Regions from separate parts of the Mus musculus genome. Here region 2 is linked to region 1. The links are chromatin loops, found by intact Hi-C in ENCODE. Cell type or tissue: heart. All regions are shown on one strand. Each heading gives the region's core, and the rest is flanking DNA. Links, peaks and the distances in the headings are about the cores only. Region 1 has its middle 60 kb from the start of Vps54. Region 2 holds the start of Gm39606 (a long non-coding RNA gene).

The links. A loop is a pair of places that touch in the nucleus more often than their neighbours do. Peaks named below come from ENCODE experiments on the same cell type or tissue, not always from the same donor. Only the 100,000 strongest peaks of a DNase experiment are listed, where the experiment ranks them.
Region 2: a loop joins it to region 1, with 3 times the contacts of the local background. A loop is called at or near these places in 6 of 42 quality-filtered maps.

What each region holds. Positions count from the first base shown.
Region 1 is chr11:21,171,330-21,187,148 of GRCm38, forward strand. No RefSeq gene overlaps it. Among named protein-coding and RNA genes, the nearest start is that of Vps54, 60 kb to the right of the region's middle. In heart, for the core only: a CTCF peak has its summit at 7,225 (motif pointing left); a DNase peak (open chromatin) is centred at 7,222.
Region 2 is chr11:20,445,577-20,461,395 of GRCm38, forward strand. It overlaps Gm39606 (a long non-coding RNA gene), which reads left to right and starts at 7,500. Exons shown (of 2, transcript XR_872284.2): 1 at 7,500-7,578; 2 at 7,741-10,459. It also overlaps the pseudogene Gm12034. In heart, for the core only: a CTCF peak has its summit at 9,599 (motif pointing right); DNase peaks (open chromatin) are centred at 9,735 and 10,948; H3K4me3 peaks cover 1,882 bases; H3K27ac peaks cover 1,118 bases; H3K27me3 peaks cover 804 bases.

The DNA of each region.
Region 1 (15,819 bases), core at 3,501-11,500:
GTGCTCTTTCTGATGCCCTTGACCAGGGAGCCTTCTGAGCCTCCTCCACCTCCCTTCACTTGGCTTCCAAAGAAGCAGGACTAGAGATGGAAGGAGACTTTATGACTTTCTAAGTTCCTAGAATATGGCCAGCACTGCATTAGCGTTAAAAGCATAGAGCAATAACAATCTCATGTTTTATTTTATTTATTATAAAAAAATAAGAAAGATGATAAAGCTAGTGATAAGTTACTTTTCTGCCAGCAAAGTGAGCCAATTCAAGACAGATTAGATATTAAATGCAGGTTTATTGGGAAGCTGATCTTGGGTGAATTCACTGCCCCAAGGACCAAAGCCAGGGAAGTCACCATGGGGAGAAAGAAGGAGAGAGCAGGGAGACCAAAATGTCTGGATTATATATAGGGAAGAGACTCTGTCTGGTGGAAGAGCAGCCCAGGCACTGGGCTAGAAGTTCAGGGCTGGGGGCAGGGTATGCCAGGTAGGGACTGAGGGATGCTGGGAGAACCTGGAGACCAGGTCTGCTTTGATGTGTAAACTATGCCTATCCTGAGGTCTGAAACCAAACAGCTAGTAGAGAAACATGTGCGTGTATATGGGACTTTGAGGTGGGAACTTTGTTAACAGTATTCAAAAAGTACAAGCTACAGATTAATAGCTTGACAGGTTTGGCTGCAGCAATAATAAGATTGCCGGTGTATGAATACTGTCACAAACTTGGGCAGAGGACAGCTGGGAAGGGATACTTGTAATGCCTCAACCCAACAAGGAGCTAAAACCCAGCTTGCAAAGGAGCTCTGGTAAGTCAGACAAGGCACACGACAGAAATGCTGTCGAAGGTCTAAGTGGCTAGTTCTCAGAAGCATTAACCTAAATGCTTAAGAGTCAAGAGAAGTTCAGAGTCACCGTAATCAAGAAAAGCAGTTAAAGAATCCTAGATACTACTTAATGCCCTTTGATTTGTAAAAACGGGGAAGCTGGAAAAGCATGATAGTCTTAGAAAACATGTAAAAACCAAGAGCCCATGCTCACTGCTGTTAGGAGTGTACACGCGCACCTATTCTAAAGAGTTTTCTGGCTGCATGTGTGTGTGGGTGTACCTGTGACTCAGAAATCCCCTCTGCACAGGGCCATGAGGAGGTGGGCAGGAGTATGAGTATCACAGGGCTGCTGTCTGTGGTACAGGGTGGTTAGAGGCAGTCTGTGTCAGTTGGAGATAAGGTAATTGTACATAGATGTCATGGTAAACTTCTACAGCAGTTAGAGGACAAGAGGTAGACAAGCATAAGTGAACATAGAAAGGGCTGTACACACACACACACACACACACACACACACACACACACACACACACACGTGCGCGCGCCTGAGCATACACACAAAGAAACAGGGCCAAGAGTGGTAGCTTACATTTAGAATCTTAGCACTCAGGAGTCTGAGGACTCTAAGTTTGAAGACAGCATGGACTACTTAGTAACAAGTCAGCCTGGCCTCTGAGTAAGACATTATCTCAAATAAACAATCAATACATAAATAAATAAGAAATAGAATGGGAGCTATTGAACAGTATAGAATTTTAATATCTATACTTATAAAAAACATTTTATATTTTGTTAAAAACACAAACTCAGGGACGGTACTTGGGCTATTGTTACACAAGCCTGAGGACATTCCCAAAACTTATGTTAAATGACTAAGCCAGCTCAGTCAGTCAACAGGTTCTCCAGGGCAGGAGCAAGGATTAAAAAGAAAAAAAAAAAGACAATTAGACAACACTGTTGCCTGACCCCAGCCAGTGCTGAGGCTGAAGCGGGTTTATTTTTTCCCAGTCTGCTTTTATACCATTTTAATTTCATGCAAGTGATAAGGTCAGTGGTAGGTCAAGGGAACAAGGAAGACAATAAACACAAATAGTCAAGGAACAAGCAAGGCAATAAACAAGGTCCCTTGATCACTGTTTCTAGGAGCTTATCAGGATGACCAAGATATCTGAGCCCACTTCCCTGTCCTGGCCCAAAGTCACATTCCTGCCAAGTTTCTAGCCCCCAAAGCTCTCCACAGTTAAAAGCTGGGCAAGGTGGCACACACTTAAAATTCCAGTACTGGTGAGATAGCAACAGATCTCTGGGACTCAGCTACAGTGAGCTTAACCTAACAGGTGAGCGCCAAGTCACAGGTGAGAGACCCTATTTCCAAAACAAGGAAGGGCTCCTCAAGTTGTACTCTGACCTTCACATGCATATACATATGTATGTATGTGCACACATAGACATAAATACACATAGATTCAGGGGAACATCTGCACTTAAGCATATTTAAGTGTACATAAGTACATTCAAATGCTGACTATGGAGTCAGCCTTGATGTTTTGAAATGCTGCTTCTGCTGAAGATAAAAGATAAAGCAAAATAAGATAGAGAAAAAAAAAAACCAAACCCTGGGTCAGGGAGGTCATGTGACATGATCCTCAAGAAGTGAGGAGGGGTAAGTCAAGTCTAGTACTCAGTCCAAAAGAACTGGAGAAATAGATCGATCGATCTATCTATCTAGCCCCATCTATCTCTCTTGACATTTATCCACATGGATGGGATGTGTGGGCTATGCTTTGAGGCAATCAATGTAAAAGCTTTAAGAGTGGGATCTAAGCCTCATCCAAGCCTAGTCCTTCTATGTTTCAGAGATGCTTGAACAAAGCACACATCCACAGGATGCTGAGAGTGGAAATACAAGAACTGTTGGACAACTCCTGTAAACCAAAGCTCACATGTAAAGAACTAGAAATGCAGTGGGAACTAGAAATGCAGGGTAGGGGTGACTCGGGGACTGACGGACTGGGTGGGGGCGCTGTGCTGTTTCACACCAGCAAGACAAGCTTGGTTATTTATATCAAGCAAAGAGTCAAGTTATTTAAAATAATATTAATTATGAAAAAAGGGCTACAGAAGACCCGCAGATAGGTCCAAGGATTCTGCGGAGGTCATTAGTTGGTAGTGGTACGCTACCTGCTATTGTCAGGCAACAGAGAATGCCTGCCGGTATATATGGTCTCCAGATCGGCTTGTTTTCTTAAGTGGACTGATCTAGGATTTGTTTCAAGTTCTCAGCCAAACAAGCACAAGGGTCTGGTTTGATTCCAGAACTTTCTTTTTGAGGCTGCCAGGACTCTTGCAGCAAAGGAGGGTGTGAGCAAAGCTGCCTGTCTTGTTTCTCAGAAGGCCGGCTTGGCCGCAATCCTCCCACGGCCTCCCCTGTTGTTGCTTAGTCTTCTCACCTTGGCCTGTCTGCTGGGCAGATGCTGAACGGAAGTCACGTGACCTTTGTTTTTTCTCAGCTGTGAGACAAGAACTCCAAACAGGAAATGGTGGTTTTAAACAGAAGTCTAAGAGGTGGGCTTGGTGGGGAGGGGCCAGAGCCTTGATGCTTTGAAGTTCTACTGTCTCTGGTGCTTCTGAGCTTTTGTACTTAAAATTCCTGTCTTTTCAAATCACTTTCATTAAAGTAAATGGTCCTATAAACTCAGGGTACTTAGATATTGGAGAATGTGTTTGACTATGTTGAACTCACAGAAGGATTCAACTGAAACATCAAGAAATTCTTTAGAAGTACACCAAATTTAATTATGAAAAACTAACTTTAAATGTATATAAACTTTAATAAACAGCCTAGGAGTAGCAGTGCATACCTGTAATCCCAGAACTCTAGGGTTGACTCAGGACGATAGAGTTGAAAACCAGAACGAGCTATATTGTGAGAGTTTGTCTCAAATTTAAATAAAAACATATAAACTTTGAAATGCATAACTTCCTTAAAGCATATGAAGACACAGTACTAATCAAAAATTACCACAGAATCAAGACAGGCAATTCCTGAACAGTCTCCATGTTGTGCACATGCGTAGCATCCTCAGACACAGCATGCCTGCTTACAGAGTCTTGTCTTAGAAGAATAGGCATGTGTCATAGCTCCAAAAACACTCCGCTCGTTATCTTCATGCCACGTTTATTTGTGTTTCGAGACTGCATCATGTTAATTGATGATAAAAGTGACACTGTGATTTACGGACTTTCTTGTCTTTTGTCTCTGAAGTGTAGGACATAAGAGCCATGGACCCAAAACAGAAGAGTTTCATTTATAGGTAAACCCAAAGTTCCTAGACACTGGGCTCTCTGTCTTTGTCTCTGTGTCTCTGTGTTTCTGTCTCTTTCTCTGTCTCTCTCTATGTCTGTTTCTGTCTCTCTCTGTGGTGTGTGTGTGTGTGTGTGTGTGTGTGTGTGTGTGTGTGTGTGTAGACTCATGTCAGGATATCTTCCTCAACTGCTTTTCCACTTTCATGTTTGAGCTGGGAGCTCACTGGACCAGGAGATCATCACTTGGGCTATAGTGACTAGTCACAGAGTAAAGGGTATGCACTGCCATGCTGGGATTTTTTTGTAGGAGATGTCTGGGGATCAGAACTAAGGTCCTCACACTTGTGTAGTGTGCACATTAGCCACCATCTACCCATCCCTGGTTAATGTCCCTTTTAAGCCTTAAAATTAAGTTCTATAAGTTCTTGAAGTTGACTAAAGTATTTAGCACTCAAAGCAATTTTTGAGATTAGTGTTAAAGCATTTATTCTAATGTCAAAAATCCAATGGTAAACACCAGTTCACAATTTGTATGGTGATATAATATCTGGTTTTGAAAGTTTTAAATTTTTATAAAAATTGCAAATCATAGAAAGACAATTTCTCATAAATTTACTTCCTAGAGAAAAAGCATTTGTCACATACACTTTGCTTCATTTTCTTAAGAATATTTTACTTTTGAATTTTCACCCCAATAGACTTGTTTCTCCAAAGGTGAGCTTCTGAGAAATCAGCTTCCCAGGGCTGGATAGATGGCTCAGTGGTTAAGAGCACTGACTGCTCTTCTGAAGGTTCTGAGTTCAAATCCCAACAACCACATGGTGGCTCACAACCATCTGTAATGAGATCTGATTCCCTCTTCTGGGCTATCTGAAGACAGTTACAATGTACTAATAAATCTAAATAAAGGAAGGAAGGAAGGGAGAAAGAAAGGGAGGAAGGGAGAAAGGAAGAAAGGGAGGGAGGAAGAAAGGAAAGAAGGAAGAAAGGGAGGAAGAAAGGAAGGAAGGGAGGGAGGAAGGAAAGGAGGGAGGAAGGAAGGGAGGAAGAAAGGCAGAAAGAAAGGAAGAAAGAGAGAAAGGAAGGGAGGGAGGGAGGGAGGAAGAAAGGAAGGAAGGAAGAAAAAAGAAAGAAAGAGAGAGAGAAAGAAGGAGAGAGAGAAAGAAAGAAACATCAGCTTCCCCTATGCAGTGCAGACAGCAGTTGGCTTGGGGACAGGAAGTGGCTCACAGCCCACCTAGGACACTGTTACTCTACAGTGTTTGTAGAAAGCCTTCAGCTGAAAACAGTGTATGTCAGAAAAGCTTATAGTTGGGCCTGCCTTAGGGAAAGAATTAAGTTCTTTCAAATGAAGCAAGCTGGACCTTCTATTATATCCCAGAACAATGTAGGTGTATTTTAGCTGTTCCTTGTAAACCATGGATATATTATCAAAAGCCTTCTCCACCACCTTCTTGATAGCCTGATGCAAACACCTGTAAGTTGTAGCAATAGGTCTGAGTGCCTGGCCTATGGCAGCAGGCTTGGCAGTGTATGTGATGCTACTGGGATGCAGGCTGCTGTGAGAAGCTCTGTTTCAATCTGCTGCCAAGTTCAGGAACACTTACCTCATTAGTGAGGCGTGTCCATTCTAAACAACTAGACTTAGCAATGCGTCCTGGTCTTCCATCCTAGGCCATTGCTATTCAGTAAAATATTCTGTGATGACAGAAATTGTCATCTATGTTGTGTGACAGATACACCTGGCTGCTGAGCTTCTGATTTATGTCTGGTTTAGCTGAGGAACTGAGGTTTTAGTTTTAACTTTATTAAATTCATAGTGATTTCACTGATCTGCCCCAGCTCTTTACCATTTCTAGTCTAATCACCACACTTCCTTAAGACACGGTGGATTCATCTATAGGGACTATGGAGATATCTATAGGGACAGTCACCTATATGTGTCTCCTCATTTGCAATGTTTCAAACAGCATCCTTTTCTACATAGCATTTTTTTCTTTCAATTAGATATATGTGTGTCTGTCATGGAAGCCAGAAGAGGGCAGAGGGACCCTGGAATCACAGGCAGTTGTGAGCCAACTGCCATGGCTGCTGACAACCAAAATCTTAAGTGCTCTGAAGTGCTGAGCCATCTCTCTAGCCCCATAGCATTTTCTTGATAAATAGACTCATTTCATTTCTTAGTGTTGTAACAAAATTCATGACTCAAGCAGTTTAAGGGAGGAAGGGTTTGATTTAGCGCTCAGTTGGAAGACACAGCCCATCACAGCAGAGAGGTCTTGAGGTGATAGTCACATTGTATCCATGGTTGGTAAGGGACTGAGAATTGCTGGTACTCAGCTTGCTTTCTTCTTTATATTCCATCTTGGGTCCAAGCCCATGGAATGGCCCCACCACATAAAGGGTTGCCCTGCCTTCCCACCTTAAGTTAACCCAAACTAGAAAGTCCCTCATAAATATGTGCAGAGTTTATCTCCTAGGGGATTACTAGATCCCGTGAGGTTGACAGTAGTAATCATCACAAATGGTGATCCTGCCAGTAAGAAAACTGAGCATCAGGTTTCTAGCGTCTCCACCAAGATTCTCCACCACGTCTGACTTTTTACTAAGAACTTTGCAAATCTGTGTCCAAATAACTCACTGTACTTTCTAATTTAGCAGATTAGTTTACACGGCTGTTTACAGATCTGTAATGAAAAGGGGGGTACTTCTGCTATCAGATGCATTTTCAGTACACGGCTAATGATTTATGTTCCAAGTCTCTGGGGAAGTTCTGTGTTGTCCTGTGTCTAGCTCAGAGCCATTTTCTGAACCTCATGCTGACACCTGTGCCCACCATGTTTGGTAGTGTCTTCACTTGGCCAGATTCTCCTAGGGCATCTGACTAACTCCTTAGAGACAGTGTCTCTGCGGCCATCTCTGGAAGATACACACATATCACCATGCCAGGGTCCAGGCTCCTGTACACCTCTCTTCTTTAATAAATCCACCACTTCAAGACTTGATGCTTGTATCAGAGGAAGACAAACACTAAACTATTGAAACCAAAGCCAGTTTTGCATTGGCTCTTCCCCTCTCTCAGGGAAAGGCTGCCACCTGCTGTAACACATTAGCAACAAGGGGTTTTCAACAAGGTCATTGAACACTTAAATCCTACATTCAAAATTAATGTGCATACAACCTCACTGCCTGCCGTTCCCTGAGCCGGGAGTAGAAGCAGAAATGTAAACTACAAGCACTGAGTAGAGTTAAACAGAAAGTCACCCATTGAAGGGTACCCACGAGAAACTGTCATCTCCAGAATCAAGGATGTCCTTCACCACTCAGCAGCAGAAGCTCACATTAGCTCATTGTAATCTTAGGTAAATACTGACTGGTTTTCTACTGCCTTAGCCTTTCTAGTTCTGTGTGTCCTTATTCTCTACAGCACTAGCAAGGCTTTGACACATGAGAAGACTGAAAGAGAATACAGGTTGACAACTTGGGAGACAGCAGCTCTAAGCTCGATTCTGGCTCCCTGCAGGAGCACCAGAGTCAGGATCCCAGCACTGGGATAATTTTGTCAAATAAATACTTTTTTTTTGTTTATTTGTAGCCTACCTGCTTGGTGCGGTTAGTATGTCCAAAAGAAGCAAGTTTGCATGGCTGAGAAAAACCAAAGTGAAGGAATTAGGGACATGACACCCTCAAATTTGCTGCTTGGGTGTGTTGATGATCTTAAGATAAAATCTGAAAGTCAGCAGATTCAGGGAATGGCTCTTTCTGAGCTTCCTTATCTGCCCAAGGACAGGTTTTCTAAAAGGAACTCAAGGGGAATAGGTTCCTCTCTGGGAGTTTCTCGTCATCACGGAAACAAGCCGTGTGTACACTACACCTACAGTGTTTGCAGCAGACCACTGTGTGTCTCATCTGTTGGGAGGATCTCCTCATCTGTCCCAGATTGCTAACTTGTCCATCTTCCTTCTGAAAATGGAGTATGAATCTCTCGCCTCCTTTCATTGGCTATCTGATGGTTCGTTCTTTAGCTGACAGCTGTAGCATATATACATTGCAGTGGCTTTTTTTTTTTTTCCTTGCTACTCTGCTTCCGGTCAGATACTTCACAGATGTAGCTATTTTCAGAGAAAAAACTTACCAGGTTTCCTCCAGAGGCTGCCAGATACTGTGCGGGTATTTGACAAAAGTACCATCCATTCTGTTACCCCAAACCCAGAAAGAATAAAACCAGGCAGCAAGGCATTAAAAAAAAAATTCTTGGAAGATAGAGAAAGGTCTTGCTCACACAAAGACAAGAATAAGGTGATGACGCCCAGTAGCCTCATTTCCAGAATCCTGTCTCTTCTCCTCCACTCTCTACCTCCATCCTGGGTCAGTACTGTGGCCTCTGCCACACAACAAGTATAAAGAACAAGAATGTTTCACCTTGGCCTTCAGGCCGTTTGCCACCCCAGCCGCTTCACTCTTTTTTTTTTTTTTTTCTGTTTTTTTTTTTTTTTTTTTCGAGACAGGGTTTCTCTGTGTAGCCCTGGCTGTCCTGGAACTCACTTTGTAGACCAGGCTGGCCTCCAACTCAGAAATCCGCCTGCCTCTGCCTCCCGAGTGCTGGGATTAAAGGCGAGCGCCACCACGCCCGGTTGTCTCTTCACTCTTAACAGCAATTCTAGGAATGTGACAGACTGAGGACCTAGTTAGTGATTTCAGTGTTGGGTAGACATAAGTATGAGTGAACTTGTGTTTATAAATGAATACCAAACTTCAAAAAAAAAATACAATTAAAGCAAAAGTAGGAGGAAATACAAATAACTTCAGAACAAAAATAGCTTTGAAAAGAAAGCCTCAGAGTGGAAGAAGTAGTCTTCTGAATACAAATGATCAGCCCTGAAACATACGTGCAAGTAACATGCAGATTAAGCAGGCTATATTTAGGAATATGTAGCTCAGCATGTGGCACATGCATTTAATCTCAGCACTTGGGAGGCGGAGGCAGTTGGATTGCTGTGAGTTCAAGACCAGCCTGATCTACACAGCAAGTTTCGGGACAACCAGGGCAACATAGTGAGACCCTGTCTCAAAATAAAACAAATAAAAAACAAAAGCAAAAGCCAAACAAAAAGGAGATTAGACACACACACACGGATATAAGGGGGAAATGATGTAATTAAATTATTAAAATTTTAAAAACAAAAGAAAAACTTTTTTTTTAATGCCCTACTGTCTGGTTTTCATCTTTCTGAGTTTGAGGCAACAACATAGCTTTTGAGGCAAATGTATAGCATATGGTAGCCTCTGGGGAAAACCGTGTTAGTCTCATCTCTGAAAACAGCTGTACATTGCTGCCCACTGTCTACCACTTGCAGGTGCAGAGACAGGAAGTAAAGCTAGCCACACAGGCAGCAAGGACAAGGAGGTCTGGGGGTGTAAGGAAAGCTGTCATGAGTTGCATCAATAGCTAAGAAGAAAAATGAACCCTTAAAGGATCTGGCACCATAGGACATCATTCATGTGTGAGTGTGTGTGGGCTTTCTATCTCTACAGTACCTTGTGTGTGGTGAGGGGGTTGGCCTTATATTACAGTGTGTGTGTGTGTGTGTGTGTGTGTGTGTGTGTGTGTGTGTGATTTCTTTCTCTACAGTATAGTGTGTGTGTGTGTGTGTGTGTGTGTGTGTGTGTGTATTTGCATTTTAGCTGTTTGTTTTTGAGAAAGAGTCTGGTTGTACAGTTCAGGCTGACCTCAAACTTGCAATCCTGCCTCCACCTCCCACCCCCTTGGCATTGGGATTGCAGACATGCACTACCATGTGTAGCCATCAATATTTTATTTATCAAAACATTACATAATCACACTGAACACCTAGAATTCTGTCCTTTTTTCATTTCTTGCCTCTGTGATTTTTCACTATATTTCTTTATAGTGTCACAATCTACTTGGCATTTTAATGTCTCAAGTTTTTATTATGTCCAAACTTACCCTGCTGCTAAAGATTGAGTTTGTTGCTGTTCCCTTGAGTTAAGAGTGAATGGATATCTTTGTAGCAAGCACCTTTCTCCTTCAGTAATTTATTATCTATTATAGTGAAAAGCCCATGGTTGCTTTCAACAAATATCTATTAAACAAAACAAGTTATTTATAATCAATTATCAAGAGTGACGCTATAGGTTAAATATTAAAACAATTCTGGTATAAGCAAGCTGAGTATCTCTTGATACAGATCACTACAAAAAGCTTTCTAAGGGGATTTTACTAATGTGCAAGATCAAAAGATAACACAACTTTCCAGTGATAACATTATTTTTAAATCTTGCTAATTAACAAGAGCTCAAGTTGTGGGAAGGTTGTTGAAATGAAAGGTCACGAAAAGTCTGGGTCACTATGGAAAATGTGGGTCATGTGTCTGGTTGTCTTTAAAGTCTACACTTGACTTCTGTTTAATTTTTCTGATTTAAAGGCAGAGTATGTAAGGAGATCAGTTAACCACCCAAAGTTTGACTTTTCAGTTTTAGGCTGAAGAGCAGAAGTAGCTCCCTTCCAAGGTAAGGGTGGGCTAGAGAGGAAGACCATACGCGCTACAGGAGGCAGCTCCTCAGCTGTCTCCAGGAAAGTCTCCAGCTTCACTGGGAGTTCCCTATAGAATCAGGGGCTTTGTCTCAGACTGGCTGAAGCAAACACTCCAGGTAATTTTAGGGCACATTGAGTCGGAAAAACAATGCTTTTATATAGCAAAATTGCTACTGCCAGGAATGAAGCACAAAGCAAAAATTTAAAGCATGAATATGAATATAAAATAGTAAACAGAGGCAGTAAGGTGGTTCAGCTGATAAAAGTGTCACATACCTACCACCTGACTTTCAGTACCAAAGCCCCACAGTAGAAATGTTGTGAAAAGTATTAAAGAATGTCACCACCCTGCACTATACTCAGCTACTCTCTGCCCCAGCAACCCTGCTGCTTCCTTGGCTAGCCCCATGCAGTGACTGATCCAGGTTCCCTTGCTGCAGGTTTTGCTCACATTCCCATCCGTCCATCCACTCCCCATATATATAATTAAAATATCTGAAAACACCCTAACAATAAACTCAGAGCCATGAATTTGCTATCTGGCTCTTAACTCACAGGCTTAAATATCTCAGATCAGTTTGTAATAACAGTTATAGAGGGACTGGGTCCAAGCCTTGCACTTTTAAATTTTTTGTCTCAATAGAAGAAATTTATACCAATGAAAATAAATTCTGTACCAAAATAAGAAATTATGACGTCAACTTAGTAACTATTGTAAAGATTTCTACCAAATGAGATTATGGCTACACAATTAATTTTAGATAGTTCCTCCCTGTTCCAATTATGACCATTTCTAAATTACCCAGAAAAGCAACCTTAGAATAATCACTTCCAGCTCAGGGAACTGGGACGGACAACTCTTGATAACTTCTTCAAGCTAAATATGGGCATTGAGATATCTTTGAAGGAGGAAGGAAGGGGAGGGGAAATGGGGAGTTGGTTGTCTTTAAGAATGCCACACCAACAATTGTTTTAGTCTTTAATGTCTGTGTCATGATTGGATCCAGCTGAAACTCCAAGAGATCAGGAGTTCAATGCAGGTCAGCTCAGCATGTCTAATGATGAGACTCACCAAGGCTGTATATTATGTAATATACAAATCTCAAAACAAAATTTTAATATCATCAAGATAAATAACTTTTTTTGTTTGTTTCTCTGGAATCTAGTTCTTCAGGGGGTCTTCCTTCATCATATCTGATCCATATAACTCTGGAAGGTGTATAAACCTTTTCAAAAAACACAAAGACAAAACCTTTCTCCCAAATCAGCATATCCTTGAGACAGTAACCAGAAAAACCTTTATTTTGACCTCTCTCCCAGAGGAGTAAAATTGTACCCATTTTGAAAATTAAAACAACCCAAAACAAATGAAGTAAACTGAAATACTGTATGTGCCTATTCTTAGGCTTTTTCTATTTTGCCATGCCAGAAACTTAATTCAAAATTTCTGTGGATCCCACTTTCAAAGAATATGAGTTAGTTATCCTGCAGACCTCATTATACCATCTTTAAAATAATTGATTCACGCTTCTATATATACCTGCTTATTAGCAGGCAGCTTGTCAAACCGGGATTTAAACCAAAAATTCCCGTGAAGCCCATGTTAGACAGAATTTGAGTATGCTGTAAGTCCTATTAGAGCAATATATCTTTATACCATCTTTAAAGGAATTAATTCAAGATTTCACTAATATCTGCCTATAGGAAACAGAGAGTTTTTACTTGTTAAGCTCTCTGCCTAGAGCAGCCACTCTGTTATACCATCTACCTGTTGGGCTCTCTACCTGGAGCCACAGATGTTTATTTTATTAATACCTATTATAATATCTATCTGTTGAGCTCTCTACCTGAAGCCACAGACTTCTATTAATTAATACCTGTTCATAGCAGGCAATTATTACTGCTCTCTCTACTTGGAATCAGTGACAAATTTTCCCTTTCCTAGTTCCAAACCCAGGCAAAATTCCCCACGTGATTTCGATAAAATCTGTACATAAATCTATCCTAAAAGCAAATAATCCCAATTTTAAAATTCACAGTTAAATCAATATCTGCCCCAAGATGTAGACAGCTTCCATTCTCTGGCTTTCTGACTCAGAGCAGCCATCTTCTTATACCATATCTGTTGGGCTCTCTACCTGGAGCCAAGACATTTATTAATTAATAGCTGTTCATATAGGCAATTATCATGGAAACAGCACTGACTTCCAAAAGTTGCCCTTTAACCTCCTCATGCACCATGGTACACACACAAATCATCATCATCATCAACACCAACAATAATAAATGATATAAAAATAGCAAACACCCTTCCATAGCTTTAATTTGTTTGATTCTATTAAAAACATCCTCCCTAGTATAGCCTAGATTTTAAGAGTCAAATGCATTTTTGAAATGTTTTAAATATAAGCTTAGTGTCTCATAGCAACTCAGCGCTATCTCTGTTTTCAAGAAGACTTTATTTAACCTTCCTAGCAGCTTGAGGATATAGTTGGTAGAGTGCTTATCCAGCATACACAAACTTCAGGACTTATTCCTATTGCATGAAAACAGGCATAGTGGCCCCGCCTGTAATTCCAACCATTAAGAGATGGAGGCAGGGGGATCAGACTTCAAAGCCATTCTCAGTTACAAACCAGGTTTGAGACCAGCCTGGAGACATGAGACTCTGTGTTTAAAATGAAAGTTCCAATTTATAAAATCTCTAGAAGTGGTTTTCAATATTATGAAAATTCTTCCTGTCACTAACTGAACTAGCATCTATGAAATGAGTTTCTCTGACATCAAGGAACTTAGGTTAGAGTTTATCATGTGCCAAGGTCCAGCCTTGGTTTAAAGAGGATTTCTGAGGAAGGAGTGGTCAGCTAGTGGCAAAACAAAGGACTCAAAGTCAAATCGTGGGTTAGGAACTAACTGACAGCCTGATTATGTTTTGCTCAGGGCAGCTTTCCAGACTGCTCTCTCAGTGTTCTGCTCCAGACAAGTTGTCTGGAGAAAGTTTCTCTTACTATTCTAAAAATTCTCTGGATAGCTTATCTCTTGCAGATCAAAAGTCCAGTCTTTTATTTACATATCAATTCAGTAATTATCCCAGGTTTCCTTTTGATTATCTCATGAATCAACATTCCATGACTCAGCCCCTTGATTCTTAAGAGATAGCAAGCACATTTTTTTTTTAAACATTTCAAAAGAATTCAGAGATCTACCTACCTTTGTTTAGCACAGACAATAAGCTAGCTGGGTCAGACCCTGCCCTAAAATTACCATTCCTACCTTGTCTGGACCCAACCTAGCTCTGTCCCAGGCTCAACATGAACTCAGGAATCTGCCTGACTTTGTATTTTTCTGACAAACTAGCTTACAATGCAGCTTTCTCTGACCCTTTATATCCCTGAAGCTCCTTTTACAGTTCATATTGCATCCTTATACTTTGCACAGTTGAGAAATTATATATTTTTGAACTCATGTTTTCAGAGTTCTTTCCCATAGCCTTGAGGGCTGTCCTGAAGGTCTCAGCATTTATCATTTTGCAGAGACATAGACACACCTTCACTTCTCAGAGTCCTGGTGTCTCTGATTACCATAGTCATTAACTTTGGCATAGAGGACATTCCTTGAAGGAAGAACATGAAAATATGTACATTATCATACAAACAAGTCTTACATTCATAGCAGTCATCAATGCTTGTGGAGGCCAATGCTCTTCTGGCCCTGTCCCAGGGGTGGGAACCATGTTACTCTGTCCCTACATGATCATGTCATTGTCCCCTTTCTGTTTTAATTCAAGAGTTCAAATGTTGACTATAAGTATGATTACTGAGTGCTTGATGCAGACTGGAAAGAGAAATAAAACCAATAAGAATAACCAGCTGCAATTCCTCCATTTATCAGCAAAATCGTCCAGGAAATGAATGAAGTCAACTCATGCACAGCAGAGCAAAGGTTGTAGACACTTCCTCAATAGAAATGGATCCCACTCTAGTGTCACTAATATCCATGATGTAGGGAATCCATATCCAAAGCCAAATTAGAATTGTTCCAAAACCTCTTTAAATGAGACCGAAATTTTGACCAGTCATGTTAAAAGGTATTATGCTCCAAGTTGGGTCCACAGAGCCAACAAAACAGTGAATGGAATTGCACTGAGAGCACATCTTAATATTTTGAATTTGGTTTCATAAATCGAACTGCTTTTCTAAAGCATCAAACCTATCCTGAAGTCCCCTGTCAATAGTTTCTTAGATCATGAATGCTATTGACACATTTTAAAATAACTGATCTATATGATGTGCTATGAATCTCTTTAACCAAGAATGTAGTAGATGAGGCAAAACTAGAAATCCCACAGTAAGACCCCAACCTTCAGCCAGTGGTGACCCGTCCAGCAGGTCCAGTTATTCGAGGGTCTCGAGGGGACCTTCTCCTAAGAACCAAATGGGGGGAGAGAAAGACGGACACCAAGTGCGAGGAACGACACAGAACCAGTCTGATTAGCATCAAGGTGTCACTGTATTCAGCAAGGCTCAAGGCTTAAATGCACAAGCAAAAGGGGAAGTACAAGTACTTCTCAGCAGGAGGGGTGGGGCACTGGAAATTTTCTTTTGGCAGCTACATCGGGAAGCAGGAACTTGGTGGTATCAGGGTGTGGTCAGGACATCTGGCACTGACTTAGGGCTGGAACATTCTGTGGTTGTTCTTGGAACCGTGAGTCTGTAGCCCGCTTTTGACCCCCTTTTCTTCTCGGGGGGAGAGCCCAATTCAGAGATCAGGACAATAGAGTTGTCTTAGTAGCTCCCAACATCTCCCCCATTTCAATATTTTTATAAAGGCATATTATATAATAAATTTGTAGCCACGTTCTTAACGACCACCTAAATGTCTGTTTGCTCACCGGGTGATTCTCTAAAACCATGAGGGATACAAGGACAACTCATCTATGAGGCTTGAATTAATGGTTCCAGTCTGTTGGGTACAACCTGGGCTAGCCAAGGGATTTAGGAACGAAGCAAGCTCCATGGGTAGAGGCAGAGGTCTGATCCCCAGTGTGCAATGTTAGGGGCCATGTACAGGATTGACTCTTAGGCCCACAGATTTTTACCCAGAGTAACCCTGACCTGATCCCATGCCGTTTTTTCCTGG
Region 2 (15,819 bases), core at 4,752-12,751, 720 kb before region 1:
GGAGCCGCTGCTTTAACAGCTCTCCTGCTGCTCGGGGGTTACAGGGATCTCAAAATATATCGCTTTCTCTTTCCCCTGTTTTCTCCTCCCCATCTTTCCCTTTCCCTGCTCTGGTGACTGAACCCAGGGCTTTCAGCACACTAGGCAAACCCTCTGTCTCACTGTCACATGCCCTAGTCAAAGGCAAGACTCCTAACCCAGCTAAAGGGCAGGTTCAGAGCCAGGAACGATCGGTAATTAACTACGAAGAGATAAATATGCAGAAAAATATTATCATTCACCCTCACCTAGAAGAGGCCATCGGGCTGGGTGCGATCAACATCCAGCTACTTGAGGGGAAAAAGACTAGGGGCATGTGACAGTGAGACAGAGGATTTGCCTAGTGTGCTGAAAGCCCTGGACTTTCACCAGCGCGGGGAAAGAGGGAAAGATGGGGAGGAGAAAACAGGGGAAAGAGAGAGCGATATATTTTGAGATCCCATGTATGGGGGCTACCTGCCACCAGGGGGCAGATGAGGGCTGGTCCTGGAGATCGGCCACTGGAAGAGGGAGAGGAGATGTCTGTACCTCCTCTCCCCTCAGTGTGTGCTGGAAGATAGCAGTTACAGGCATCTCTTACCTCGTGTGCAGGCCTGCCCTGTCAAGAACTTCAAAACCAGAGGTCCTCAGAGGGCAGGCGCTGTGGTCTGGACGCTGGCTTTTCCAGCTGTGGAAGCTAGCTCATTCTCACAGGTGAGTGAGTTCCTCGCCAGTAGAGATCAGAGGAAATGAGACAACGTTGCTCAGGAACCCTTTATACCAGTGTTCTCAGCCTTCCTAAGACTGTGGCCCTTTCCGCGTTCGCACCAAGACCGTGAAGAAGGCTGCCCGGATCATCATCGAGAAGTACTACACGCGTCTGGGTAATGACTTCCACACCAACAAGCGCGTGTGCGAGGAGATCGCCATTATCCCCAGCAAGAAGCTTCGGAACGAGATAGCCGGATACGTCACGCATCTGATGAAGCGGATTCAGAGAGGTCCTGTGAGAGGCATCTCTATTAAGTTGCAGGAAGGAGAGAGAGAGAGGAGAGATAATTACGTTCCTGAGGTCTCAGCCCTAGATCAGGAGATCATTGAGGTGGATCCCGACACCAAGGAGATGCTGAAGCTTCTGGACTTTGGCAGTCTCTCTAACCTTCAGGTCACTCAGCCTACAGTTGGCATGAATTTCAAAACACGTGGAGCTGTTTAATCTGTTATGCCATATTTTCAATAAACCTGAAAACAAGAAAAAAAAAAAGACTGTGGCCCTTTAATACAGTTCCTCACGTTGTGGTGACCCCAACCATAAAATTGTTTTTATTGCTACTTCATAACTGTAATTTTTCTACTGTTATGAATCATAATGTAAATATCTGTGTCTTAGGCAGTTCCTATGAAAGTTTGACCCCCAGGGGGTCACGACCCATGGTTAAGAACCACTATCTTATACTCAAACATCACCCAGAAGAACCTCCAAGAGGATTTTTCTGTCTATGTGGGTTGTACCTCTGAACATTTACCAATTTAGGAGTGAAAACTAAGAATCTAGAAGATGGTTACTTCTTATAATAATAAAACCACTACACGTGGGTTTATTTAGAAAAATATAGTTTGTGAAACAAAAAAAAATGTTAAGTATGGTACTATTTTACATTTCTGCCATTTATTTGTTTGTTTGTTTGTTTTTACTGTTTAGCTCAATGAAAGACAGATGGAGTCTCCTGTTTGCTTCTGCATTTGTGTCTGCTGTAATATCGACTGCATTTCCCAAAGCACTTAGCTTTCTTCCCATAAGGGGAACACAAGAGTGGAGAGAGTAAGTGCATCTTTTTATGAAATAGTTTTGACCTCACACACCTTTGCCCCTTTTTCTATTAAGTGGATTGTAAAGGGCACCCAGTATTATTTCTGGATAAGAACTGAAATGCTGTTTTATATGGGAAAGGGGTACAATTAGTGGAGACTTAGGACCAAGGGCTGAGAGCCAGCCTGCCCTGAAGTTTAACCACCATGAGAAATGTAGCCTACATAGCCGGGGTGCTAGATAGCAGGGTAGGGAGTAGACTCGGGGGTGCAGGTCAAGGACGGGTCCTTGTACACTGTGAGTGCGGGAATACTTTCAGAGTCTTGAGCAGCAGCTGCTGCACATGAGGAGAATAAGTCCTTTGGGCAAGTTTTGTTTGTATGTATGATCCAGCTAATTTGCTGTGTTCATTTTAGTTTGTCACTCTAAACCAAACACCATGAAGGAGAAAGCATTTATTTTGGCTCACAGTTTCAGAGGGTTCAGTCCATAGTCCTTGGCTTTGCTGATTCTAGCTTGTCATAAGACAGAACATCATGGTGACAGGAGGAGGAAGAGGAAAACACAGTTGGGGAAGGAGAAGAACAGAAGAGACCCTGAACCAGAGTAAGCCAACAGAAAGAATGCAATCTTCCTGTGACATCTTCTTCTACTGAGGCCCCACCTCCTAAAATTTCTATCACTTCACACGACAGCACCACCAACTAAAAACCACGCATTCAACGCATGAGCCTATAGGGAGTGTTTCAGGTGCAGTTCATAGTGGAACCCACTTGGGTTCTCATCAATCAAAAGTATTCTGAAATAGTGTCCCCCACCCGTCATCTCCCCATCCCAAGGTCCACTCAGTCTCTCTGTGCTGAACACACAGGTCAGCATTAAAAGGAAGTGTGTGCCAAGCATGGTGGTGCCGAGGGAGGACAAGAGGGCCCACCTTGGGCTGGATCAAGACAGAATTGCAAAGGGAGGAAAAAGATCACAGCTTAGAAACTTTCCTTTTGGGGGCTGGTGGGATGGCTCAGTGGTTAAGAGCACCCGACTGCTCCTCCGAAGGTCCGGAGTTCAAATCCCAGCAACCACATGGTGGCTCACAACCATCCGTAACGAGATCTGACTCCCTCTTCTGGAGTGTCTGAAGACAGCTACAGTGTACTTACATATAATAAATAAATAATTTTTTTTTAAAGTAAAAAAAAAAAAAAAAAAAAAAAGAAACTTTCCTTCTATCTCCCTGCCAGAGAACCAGTGCCAAGTGATCATATAATTATTTGAGCAAATTTCTAGTAATATGGATTCCTGGGCCACCTTGGATCAATCAGGGGCCAGAACATGGCTTTTAAAGCAGTCAGCCACTGGGGCACTTATAGTCATGAACACACACACCCCAACACATAATTAAAAATAAAATGAATCTTAATAATAAATTCAAATAAAAAAAAACTTGAATTTCCTAAGCTCACTCAAGAGCCCAATACTTAGAGATTAGGTAGGTAGGAATTGTTTGTTTCAACATAATAAAATTTTATTGATTTTTTTGGGAATTTCACATCATGCACTCAATCACACTTATTTCCCGGTCCTTTCATGTCTGCCCCTGACTCTTGCGACCTCCCAAAAATTAATTAATTAATTAATTAATTAATTAATTACAATTTTCAAAAAGAGTCCAGTTTGTGTTGTCTACATACCCACTGGAGCATGGTCAAACTCTCAGTGGTCTGCCCTTAACCAGAGCTGAGTCCTCCCCTCCTGAGCTCACCAGAAGCCATCACTGTGCCGATTCACACATCAGCATACCCATCATATTTTTTAAGAGTTCTCTTTGATGACTTCAGGCTGCTGCTTTTCAAGGATAGAGTTGGGGAGGAGCTGGGGTTGTCACAGAATCCTTCCATGTCGCTCTCACTCAACTGTGCATCTTCACAGTCAGCAGGAGACAGGGTCATAGGCTTCCACATGGTTTCTGGTAACAGCACAGACCGTGTGAACATGGCCCCCCAGCTGCAATAGAACCTTGTATCTAGACATGGCCTCTGACAGCCACACTGACCATACAACATGCCGTGCCTCAGGTGGCAACTCAATCCACTCACATCAACATGGCCCCCAGTGGCAGCAAGCCCCACAACATCAACATGACTCCAGGAGGGCTGGCTCAGCTGGCTCTTTAGGGTCTCATTGCATAGCTCTGGCTGTCCTGAGACTCACTGTGTAGACCAGGCTGGCCTTAAATACACAGAGAGACATCTGCTTCTGCTTTCTGAGTCCTGTGGCTAAGGCCTGCACCACCGCACATAGCTAGGTGGATATTTTATGCCGCTGGGTTAATTCTGGTTAAGCCTGGGAACACCTTTTCTCCCAAAAACTGCCACCACCGGTGGTCGATTAGCAAGTGACTCTGGAGCCCTGCCACATCAGCCTCACCTCCCTTGTCTGTCAGTCAGAGCCCTCCTCTTGGAATGTAAATCTACACCCTGCAGCAGTGGTTCTCCACCTTCCTTCCCTATGCCATGACACTTTAATACAGTTCTTCGTGCTGTGGTGTCCCCCAACCATAAAATTATTTTCATTTGCTATCTCACAACTCTGATTTTGCTACTGTTATGAATTGTAATATAAATATCTGACAGACAGGATATCGGGCATACAACCCTCAAAGGGGTCACGACCCACAGGTTGAGAACCACTGCTCTTGGGTTTTCAAGTTCCTTTTCCCAGAATTGTGCACTTCAAGACCCCACTTGCTTTCTCAAGCTCACCCTGAGTACTGACTTGCCATTAAACACATGCACCCACTCTCTTCCATCCCCCTGCTTTTTTTCCTCTGTACTTTTAACACAGCCATGGACTGATGCACACTTACCTTTCAGAGGAGTGTAGCTACTGATGAAACAGGTGAAAAACCGAAGCAGGTGAGGGACTCAACCTTCTTCACCCGGCTCTGCTTCCATCTTCTCCCTTACTGGTCCAGGATGCCTTTCTACTGCCATAACAGAAGAACCCCTTTCCCCCTGTGCTACAAGCTCTGGCCCACCTGGCTCCCAGATTTCTCTCATAGGTCTTCTGGATCCTGGCTTGGGGAAGAGCCCCGAGGCCCTAGGGTATGCTCATCATCCCCCGGTCACTGTGGCATACTTCTGTCTCTGCTCACTCTGAAGGGCACATATGTGGGTGTATGTAAACTTGTTCTGTGAGATGCTCAACATATCCTAATGGCGTCCAGGCACACCCAGTCACACCCTGTTCCTTTTCATCTGTGCTTGGTGCCACCATTTTCTGTGGGGCTAGAGAGCCTTGGGATGTGGGGCGGGGGGGGGGGGGGGGAGTGGCAGAGGAGGGTGTTGCAGCCCACCGGAGCAAGAGTGGAGTTGAGGTATGTTCACACCACAGAAATCTCATCTTGAAATTGGCAGGCATAGGATTGCTCCCCTCCTGCCCTGGACCCGTGTGTCCCAGTGCACATATTCCTGCACCCCTACCTTTGTTCCTCGGAGGAGGTCACATAGCATGCAGCCAAGTTAAACTCCCTCTCCCCTTATAAGGTCATGTCCAGCAGTACCTGAAATTCCTCCTTATGTAAATGAGGCATCCCCAGGATACTGGCTAATTGGGAATGTGGGACCTTTGAAACCTAAAGATCCACCAGAGTAGCTGGGCGGTGGTGGAGCACGCCTTTAATCCCAGCACTTGGGAGGCAGAGGCAGGCAGATTTCTGAGTTCAAGGCCAACCTGGTTTACAAAGTAAGTTCCAGGACAGCCAGGGGTATACAGAGAAACCCTGTCTCGAAAAAACAAAACAGAACAAAACAAAACAAAACAAAACAAAACAAAAATCCTGTACATTCACCCTGAAAGCCCCTATCCACCCTCAGAAGTGTAATAGCCCTGGTTTCCCCCACTTAAAGAGCTGGTTCACAGAAGCTGTGAGAGTCTGGAGAGTCTGTTCTCACCATGCTCTCTGCGACCTGATGTCTCTTTCAATCCAGTCAACCTGCCTCCGTCACCTTTCAGGATCTACTGTGTGATGGTTTGAATACACTTGGCCCAGGGAGTGGCACTATTTGGAGGTGTGGCCATGTTGGAGGAAGTGTGTCACCATGTGTATGGGCCTTAAGACCCTCATCCTAGCTACCTGGAAGCCAGTCTTCTCCTGTTTGCCTTTAGAATAAGTTGTAGAACTCTCTCTCAGTTCCTCCTACAGCATGCCCGCCTGGTCGCTGCTATGTTCCTGCCTTGATGATAATGGACTGAACCTCTAAACCTGTAAACCACCCCCAATTAAATGTTGTCCTTATAAGAGTTGCCTTGGTCATGGTGTCTGTTCACAGCAGTAAAACCCTAATGCACTGGTTGCAATCGCAGGTTATTACAACACTCCGAGATGCGTGGGGAAGCAGAGGCAGGATGGCAATTCTCTGTGATCTGAACTCCCTAGGAAGCCATCATTAGAACCTGGGGTTCACTGTCAACCCTGAATAGCTGAGGGCTGGGAGAGAGCATGGAAATGCTGGGGTGCCTCCTGATGAGGCGCCCCAGCCTTCCTCCACTTTCTAGTGACTAATGTTGGCAAAGAGGATCGCCCCTCCTCCCAGTTCCTAGGAATATCTTAACTTCAGCCACCATGAGTTGACTTGGCTTGAGAACAGAGCAGAACACTCTCACCCAAAGAAAAGAGAAACTGCCAGTTGAGGATCCCTTATCAAAAAGGCCAGGGACTTTCTAGTCCCTAATATTTGGATTTCAGAGTACTTCCGATTCTCGAGTGTTTGTATAGACTTCACCAGTTGACCTAAAATGCTCCAAAATTCAAACTTTTCCCCAACAGTTTTAACTACTCTGAGACAGGAGGATCACTTGAGCTCAGGAGTTCAAGGCCAGCCTTGGCAGCAGAGCAAAAACAAAATCTCTTTCATAAGTTTCAGAATTGAGAGCATCTTGAAATTTTAATCTGTTCAGCATTTGTTAACATGAACCCCAAGTCACTAAAGATTTTATTGAGGGGCTGGTGAGATGGCTCAGTGGGTAAGAGCACCCGACTGCTCTTCCGAAGGTTCAGAGTTCAAATCCCAGCAACCACATGGTGGCTCACAACCATCCGTAAGGAGATCTGACACCCTCTTCTGGAGTGTCTGAAGACAGCTACAGTGTACTTACATATAATAAATAAATCTTTTTTAAAAAAAAGATTTTATTGAGCCCTGGGGTGGGGGTGGGGGTGGGGGTGTTCTTACTGTGATAAAACTCCATGGCCAAAAGCAACATGAGGAGGAAAGGGTTTAGTTCACCTTACGGCGAATCCATCACCAAGGGAAGCCAAGCAGGAACCTGAAGCAGAAACTGGAACAGAAGCCATGGAGAAATGTTCCTTACCCACTTGCTCTCCATGGCTTGCTCAGCCTGCTGTCTTATACCAACCACGCAGGGCTATTTATCCAGGGGTGGAAGCACAATGGGCTGGGCCTTCCCCATCAATCACTAATTAAGAAAATGCACTGTAGACCTGCCTACAAGCCAATCTGATGGAGGCATGTTCTCAATGAGAGTTCCTCTTCCCGAATGACTCTAGCTTGTGTCAAGCTGACATAAGACTAGCCAGCACAGATACCTCCATGCCAAGCTCTGGGTTAAATATTAGAGCTAGTAGGTTTAAAATTAAACCAGGGTGCAGGCCCAGGAAGTGGAGTCTGGGTAGACATTAAAGTCTCAGAAGTGCCTAAGTCTTCCCCACAAAGGACAGAGGGAACTGAGAGGTGAGTGTCTGTGAAAGGACCCTGTGAGTGACATACATGGGGATGGGGGAGGGGGGTTTCCTCCACAGCGATGTCCCGGGGTATGAGTTCTGATGCCCTTCTAAACACAGGCTAATGGGGCTTGTGTTCTGCATGTGGCTCCGTGGCCACTCCTATTTACAGACAAAAACCAGAAGCCGAGAAGCCACCTCTCATGCCCAGACGCCACAGGAAGAAGAGCCAGCAGCTCTCCTCAGGCCTGTCTGACTTCAGTCACAGAGAGCCTGTGACAGCAAACTGGTCCCAGTTCCAGACAAGCAGGCTTCCACGAGGGACCAGGAAAGCACTGTCGAGGCCACTTCCCTGGTGCCTCCACTAGTCATATAAATGCCAACGGGCACCAGGGCTGTAGGCAATGGGGTCTGCCAGTGCTGGCAGCAATGGCTGTGTTGGTGGCCTCAAGTCACAGGAGGGAGCCAGCCACCATTTTGTGAGCATAAGGCTGAACTGGACACTAAATGGCTGCAGTCCTCCTGTCCTTTTGGTGTGAACCTTAGCCTTTAATGGCTGAACCATCTCTTTAGACTGCAGCTGCTGTCTTCCATAGCTCCTTTGTAGCAGGAGTTGAAGTGTCTTTGCTCAATCCCATGTCTGACTTGGCCTTGTGACTTAACCTCCCTGAATATGTAAGCATGTCTCAGTTCCAAGCCCGGGGTTCAAGAAGTCTTGTAGCTAGCTTTTGCACTTACATCTTTGGCAATGGAAAGAAGCCTGAGAGAGACCCAGGCTGTTGAATGGGGCACATGTGATCCAGTCACGGTTTCACCTTAGGTGACAGCCAAGCACCAGCCGTGTCCTGCCAGTTCACCACGTGACACATCAGCAAGCTGTAGCAGAGGCAGGCTGGAAGGCTCACCAGCTGGCCCGCAGACTCTGGAGCAAATAAATGTTTATTGTTTGAAGCTACAGTTTAAGCCAAGGGGCGGTGGCCTGATTGTGTGGCAATACAAAACTGATACAGCAGGAAAGCACACGAAAGAGAAGGAAGGTGTGAAGTTGGAGGTATTCCCACCAGGCATAAATGGAATAAAGAGGGACTCAGAGGGAAGGCAAGGAGAGCCTGCCTGAGTTCAGTGTGGAGTGGCCAGAGAAGAGAAATTCCAGATAGAGAGGAGGCTGAGAGCAATGAGCACCTGTTAACAGGGGAAGAGGGGCCTCAGCTAGCGGGGTGGCTGCATCCTGCCAGACTGAAGTACAAAAAAGAACTGAGAGAGCCCCCTACGGATCCCCTGGGGTCCTGAGTGCCATAGGAGAGGTCCAGACATGCCAGTGGGCAACTGCAGGCTCTGGACTGGGATGGGCATGTTAATAGTCTACATTTTAGTGACTGCGCGTGAGAAAGGCAGAGAAATGTGTAGGGGCCACAAGGGACAAGCACACTCAAAACCAGCAAGAAAATAGAAGGTGGCCAGAAGGTGGGGACCTTTAAATTGCACTGGTATTGTAAGTACAACGATGGTTAAACATGACTGTTAAATGTCACCATCCCAGAGCACAAGCATGGAGTCCAGGCTACTCCAGAGGATGCGGACGAAGGATTGCTTGAGAACACGATTTCAAGACCCCTAGGCAACATAGCAAGACTACCTGCATTTAAAAATAAACAAACAAACAAACAAACAAACAAACAAATAAATAACATCAAACTGTAGGTAACGGGTGGCACTGTGTCGGGAAGATTTCAGGGATTCATTGAAAATGGAAGGAGGAGCCCTGAAGGATGGCCCAACACTTAGGAGGCAGAAGCAGGTAGATCTCTGAGTTTGGGGCCATTTGGTGTTCTAGGACAGCCAGAGCTAAACACAGAAAGCCTGTCTTTATGAAGACCCCTTTCCTTTGTCCTTGGCGTTTCTCAGAACTTACTGGACACTTTCACTCCCTTCCCCAAGCTGTTGCAGTTTCTCCAAAAGCTTCAGGTTCCCCTGGCTCTGGCGCACAGCTCTCAGGCGTGCAGGGATTGCAAGGCCACGCTCTGCCTCCAGAGGGCGCTGCGCCGCCGCCTGGGGGAGCGACTGACCAGGGATATTGCAAGTGTGTTTGTATGTGTTCTTTAAATACGGCGCCTGCATCCCGGGCCCCTTCCCGATTACGTTTCTTATCCTGCTCGCATCTGTCTAGTGGAGAATTTAGCCGAGCCTGAGATGAGGCTAACTTCAGCGCAGGTGGGACGAGCAGGGTTTATGCAACAATGCAGAGCGGTTCCAGAACGCCCCCGGCTAGGGTGTCCCAGACCGAGTAGTACCAACAACCATAGGGAGGACCCTGTGGGGATCGCGACCCCAGAGCCTCACGGCTCGAAAGTCATAGAGACCTCAAGACCCAATGGCCTCTGGAAGCTCTCTGGAGATACCTTGGGAGTTTCCAATTGATAACTTGTTTCAGTTCTTAAAATAAAAACAAAGCCGGGCGTGGTGACGCTTGCCTTTAAACTCCGGAGGCAGAAGCAGGTAGATCGCGGAGTTTCAGGCCAGCCTGGTCTACGCAGCGAATTCCAACACAGCCAGGGCTACACAGAGAACCCCTGTCTCAGGTGCTCAGGCATGGGGACTGGAGGTTGGGGGTACGACCCCAAACCTAAGTAGCCCAGGGAGATGTCTCAGTCACTATTCCCCAGCAGGAAGCTGCGACACTTGGAGCCTTTGGGATTGGCAGAGTTAAAATCATATAACCCAGGATGCCGTGGACTCTTTTTTTTTTTTTCCAACCCCGACGACGATGGAATTTGGAATTGGGTAGAGGGGGCTGGGAAGGCAAGAAGCTGTGATCGGGATGCATCCTTAGGGTGGGGGTCTGGAGAAGTCGGTGTTCGGTCACTGGGTGAATAATAAAAGATGCAGCCCTGCCTGTGAGCAGTTTGTGTGATGTGTTCCGGAAAGATCTAAGTGTGGCAGAGGGTGAGAGCTGAGAGTTAGCAGGCTAACCCGTGTGTAAGAGTGCCTTCTGCGCGTTCAGCAATCCCTTAATTACCTAGGGAGACCTTCCGAAACAGGAACTCAATATTGGTCCCTAAAAGGTTGGGTAATGGGTTTTCCTTACTTCTGAAATCCAAGGGGATCAATCACTGATTCCCCATGGTTCCCAGACTCTTCTGGATGTCTTTGTCTTCTAAAAATCCTAGGCTCCCACGAGAAAGCACTTAGTTAAGGATGCAGAGATGCTGTGTACCCCTCAACCTATTAATCATCCTGAAACCTTTGCTAGGAATTTCCTGCTCCTTGATCCGACCTCCTCAGCAGCGCGGCTAACTCAGACCTGGGGAGGAATGCTTAGAATTGCTCTCGCCTGTCCATCTTCTATTTACCCCGCCCAGTCTTCTGTTCACAGCCAACCCCTGGGAAGCAGGGAACTCTCTGGCTTCCCTCTCCGGTCCTGCAGTAGCCATCCTGAGATGGCACCATCTTCACAAATTGGGTTTCTGTGTTCCTTCTCCAGTGAGTGCTTATATCAAATTCAGTGCGTGCTCAGAGTGCACCAGGCCGTCTGATTGCAGCCGGCCAACACCCACCTTTTTTATCGGATGGAGCTCAGAACCTCATACAGGCTAGGAAGGCACTCTACCAGTGTGCTACAGTCCAAGCCTAGTATTTAAAAAACGTTTGTGTATGTCAGCAGTTCTCAACCTGTGTGCCGTGACCTCTTTAAGGGTCGAATATCAGATACCCCACATATCAGAAATTTACGTTACAGTTCATAACAGCAGCAAACTTAGAGTTATTGTATGGTTGGGGGTCACCACAACATGAGGGACTGTATTAAAGGTTGAAGCACGGGGGAGATTGAGAACCACTGGTGTGTGTACATATATATTTAAATGTGTGGGTATGTGGTGTCTGTGTGTTCGTGTGGGTACACATGCATGTGTGTAAGTACCTGAGGAGACCAGATCAGTGTCCTCCTCCATCACTGTCCACTGGAGACACGGCTCCTGTGAGTATCACTATGAATTGTCAACTTGACAGAACTTGGATGGAATCACCTGGCATACCTTAGAGGGTGTCTTGATTGACATGGAAGATTTTGTGGTTCCCTGGGCTTGGGTCCTGGACTACATAAACAGGAGGGAGCTATCTAATCCTGAATATCCATTCCTCTCTTTTTGCTGACTGCAAAGCAATGGGCTCAGCTCCCTGAAGTTCCTGCTGCTCCCCAACCATGATGTAAATTAATGTCACTTTTGTCAGAGCATCAAGGCAAGTAAGGAATGCAGTCTCTCAGTAAACATAATGGTTCAGCTAGGCCTGCTGACCAGAGGGCTCTGTCTTCCTGCCACCACCCCCAGGGGGTGACAGATGTCCTGTAACAATTTTACATCAGTGCTCCAAATTCAGGTCCTTATACATGCTTGGCAGGCTCTTTCCCAAGTGAGGCATCTCCCCTATTGCAGTATTTTATATCTTAATAGGAAGAGCAGAGTAGATCCAAAGTTAAACCGTTTTATATATTGGTGAATATATGGAGAAATTAAAGTAGGCTGTATATAATGACCCGTGCCTGAAATCCCAGAGCTCAAAGGCTGAGGCAGGAGGAAAATCCTGGAGAATGAGGACGGGCCTGGGAAAGGTGGGGAGGTGGAAGGGATAAGGGAAAAGGGCTAACCCACACTAACACTATAGGGCTGAGGTGCAGTGCTGGTCTGGAAGATGCCTCCTGGAGAGGGGCACTTGAGACCTTACCAGCAAGAAGAGGGCCACCCTCAAGATGTGTAGACAAATGCTCCAACAGAGGAAACAGTCAGGACATGAGACCTGGGGTGGAAGCTACCAGAGAGGAAAAGGCACCAGGGACCTAGGAACAAGCTGTGCATGCTTTTATACTGTGGTGTGTTGTCTGAGCGATGTGACCCACACCTGTAGTCCCAGCATGTGGTCAGGGTCAGCCTCTTACCCCAAGAACCATTCAGGCTAGACATAAACACCTTTACCATATGGCTGACCCCAGTCCCAGCACTTGGGAGGCAGAGGCAGAAATATCAAGAGTTCTATGTCATCCTAACCAGATAATGACAGAGGAGAGGAGGCAGTGTTCAGTGACCTTAAGGAGAAGCGGCGGTGGGGAGGGCCTGGTGATGAGCATTCCGAAGAGCTGGGGTTATTTTATTTTAAAGTTGTACATTCAATTTTGTCTATGTATTTATTTTTGCAGCTGGTCTTGCTATATTGTCCAAGGTTAGCATCAATTACAGGCATGACATCTGTGACATTCAGTGTGTGTGTGTGTGTGTGTGTGTGTGTGCGTGTGTATGTGTATATATGTGTGTGTGTGTGTGTGTGTGTGTGTGTGTGTGTAACCCAGGTGAGCTGGAACACATATTTTAGCTGAGGGCGGTCTTGAACTCCTGACCTCCAGCTCACTTTGCTTCTTTATTTCTGGTGTTGTACCTCTCTCTCTGTGGCTAAGTAACAATGGCAGTGACTGGGAACAAAAGGACATTCTAGGGTCCAAGGTGCTTGGCCTCAGAAGTCTCTCTAGTGAGGGTCTTAGAGGTCAAAAGGTCAAGACTTGCACAAGCCCACCAAATGACAAGCGTCAGGAAACACAGGCTTCCATATTTGATCCTGCTGGAAGCCTCCCAGACAGCTTCCTTTACATGGGACCCCAATCACTTTGGCTGGCTGTGATTCTCAGCCTTCTCCTCTAGCTCCTGGTGTCTTCAGCGCCCTGCTTCGGAGTGGATTACTTCCCTCATTGGATGCACACCATGCAATGACTTTGTGCACCAGCTCAGCTACAACAGAGCTCTTGCTTCACGATGTGCCAGCGGAGTGTGATACAAACAAGATCCAGCTTCCCCTCGCAGCAAGGCTTCCTCTAACCCCACAGTGTGTTCCTGAGCTGAGGTCCTGCAGGGCCAGAGCTGGGATCTGGGGACTGCCAGTGGGTGCTGGAGACAGGGTCTCGCATCGCATCCCCAGCCCCTGCCTGAGACCTCACTGGCTTCATGGCTCTGGCGCTCACAGACCTTGAGCAGTCGGACAAACTCCGAGCATCAGTTTTTTTGTCTGTATCTGAGGCTAGAGCCTGACCGCCTATGAGTAGGGTAACTCAAGAATGAAGGGGGAGTTACCTGCTATGTTGCAGGAGGACAAAGGAACTCCCTGGGTGCAAAGCTTCTAAGGGGACTCTGGTGGTTTGACTCTGCTTGGCCCAGGAAGGAGCACTATTAGGGGGTGTGGCCTTGTTGGAGTAGGTGTGGCCTTAGAGGAAGTGCGTCACTGTGGTGTGGGCTTTGAGACCCTCCTCCTAGCTGTCTGGAAGACTGTCGTCCTAGATGCCTTCGGATCAAAATGTAGAACTCTCAGCTCCTCCAGCACCATGTCTGCCTGCGTACTGCTATGCTTTCTAACATAATGATAACCGACCGAACCTCTGAACCTGTAAGTCAGCCCCAATTAAGTGTTATCCTTTATAAGAGTTGCCTTGGTCACGGTGTCTCCTCACAGCAATGAAACCCTAACTAAGACAGAGACCCTTCATCTTCAAAGCACTCAAAACCTTTTGGGTTTGGGTAACTCTGGAAGAAGGCAGCCTCTCCATGACCTGCTTTGTCTTCCAAACACTCACTGAGGTGAGAACTGTCAGAGGCCCTCCCCACTGACTCAACCGCTTTCCTCCCTAACCAGGTAAAACTGCACACTGGTCACAGTTACTTTCCTTAGGCTCCAAATACTATTTATCTGCATGTAAGCCACGGTACCCGGAACAAGCAGAGCACGGGGCCACCCCTTACAGTCCCCAGTAGGAAAGAAGGGTGCCTTGCCAAGGCCTTGTTGCTTGCCCATGTAGCTTCTCTTCTGGGAGATAGATGCCAGGGCACGGGCCACCCTTGGTGATCGAGACACACTGGAGAGTCCTTGAGTTCTCTGCTTCTGTGTTCATGTCCTAAACTGGCTGCCAGCCGTTACCTATAAACTAGAGCTCAGCTGCTTTCTCGGCCGTGGAGTGACAACAATGCCACCAAAATAAGCCACAGTCTTTTCCCTGACACTTGTACTCCAGGGCCTGGCAGCCACGCATCAGGCCAGAGGACTTCAAAGTCAGGGTGTGCCTGGGGGAATCCAGGAAGGAGACCCTAGGCAGGCAGAGCCTGAGGCATAATGCACTACAGAACTGATGAATTCTTTTGGTTCCAAATCTTTACAGCTTTGCCAAACCCAGTGGGGAAAGATCAGCTGCAAAGTTCTGTCAGGAAAGTACCAGGTGCTGAGCTGTTCCCAATCTGACTTAGAAGCAGTTAGGGGCCAGGGCTGTTTAGGGTTGGCATTCCGTTCTTTGCTAGGTCTAGGAGATGGCCAGCGCACTCTTGAAGTCAGTGCCACCCTGCCCCTGGGCTGTGCTGAGGTAAAGGCAGACACGGGGCCGTGGAGGAAACTGGAAGCATTTCCCTCCCACACTGCAGGACAACCACACAAAGGACCTCCTCTGTTGGCCCTGTATGATGGGATGGGCTGGCAGGGGAGGACTGAGACTGTCGCCCAGTGCAGGGCCAGGCAGCTGCAAATGAAACACAGACCTAGAGCACTCGGGGAGGCAAGCATTCGATCTTTCTAAGAGCCAAGAAATCCTGGCTAAAAGCTCAGCTACAGAGGGAAGAAAAGACTCGGGCAATACTTGAAACCAAGCAAGCCCCCTGGAAATGTTGGATTCCTGACAGATAAGGAGCCAAGCCAAGGGCTTTTTTCCTGCTGGCCCAAACACAAAAGCGAAGGACTCTGGAGAAGTGGAAGATCAGCCTGGAAGGGACTCTGAAAGCAGAAGAAAGCTCTTGAAGCCAGAAAATGTTCACCCCACTCAGACCCCAGGGCTCATATCCAGCCAGTGTGGGGGAAGGGACACTTGGTGTCACATACCTTCAAGGCTGCACTATCCTGGTGGACACTCCAGTGAGAGGCGCTATGGTGGTGTGGTATCTCCAGCACTCCAGGGGGCTTGGTTGCAAGGCCCAGTGCCCACCTGAGGTGTGTGAGTTATTGGTTAATACCTCTCCCATGCTCTGAAGGAAGTGACTCCTGAAGTAAGGTTGGACGTAGCTTGATTAATTCTTTGTTAGATTTTTTTTTCCTTTGTTCTAAGACAGGGTTTCTCTGTGTAGCCTTTGCTGTTCTAGAACTCACTCTGTGACCAGGCTGGCCTCAAACTCAGAGCTCGCCTGTCTCTGCCTCCGGAGTGCTGGGATTAAAGGCATGCACCACCACCACCACCTGG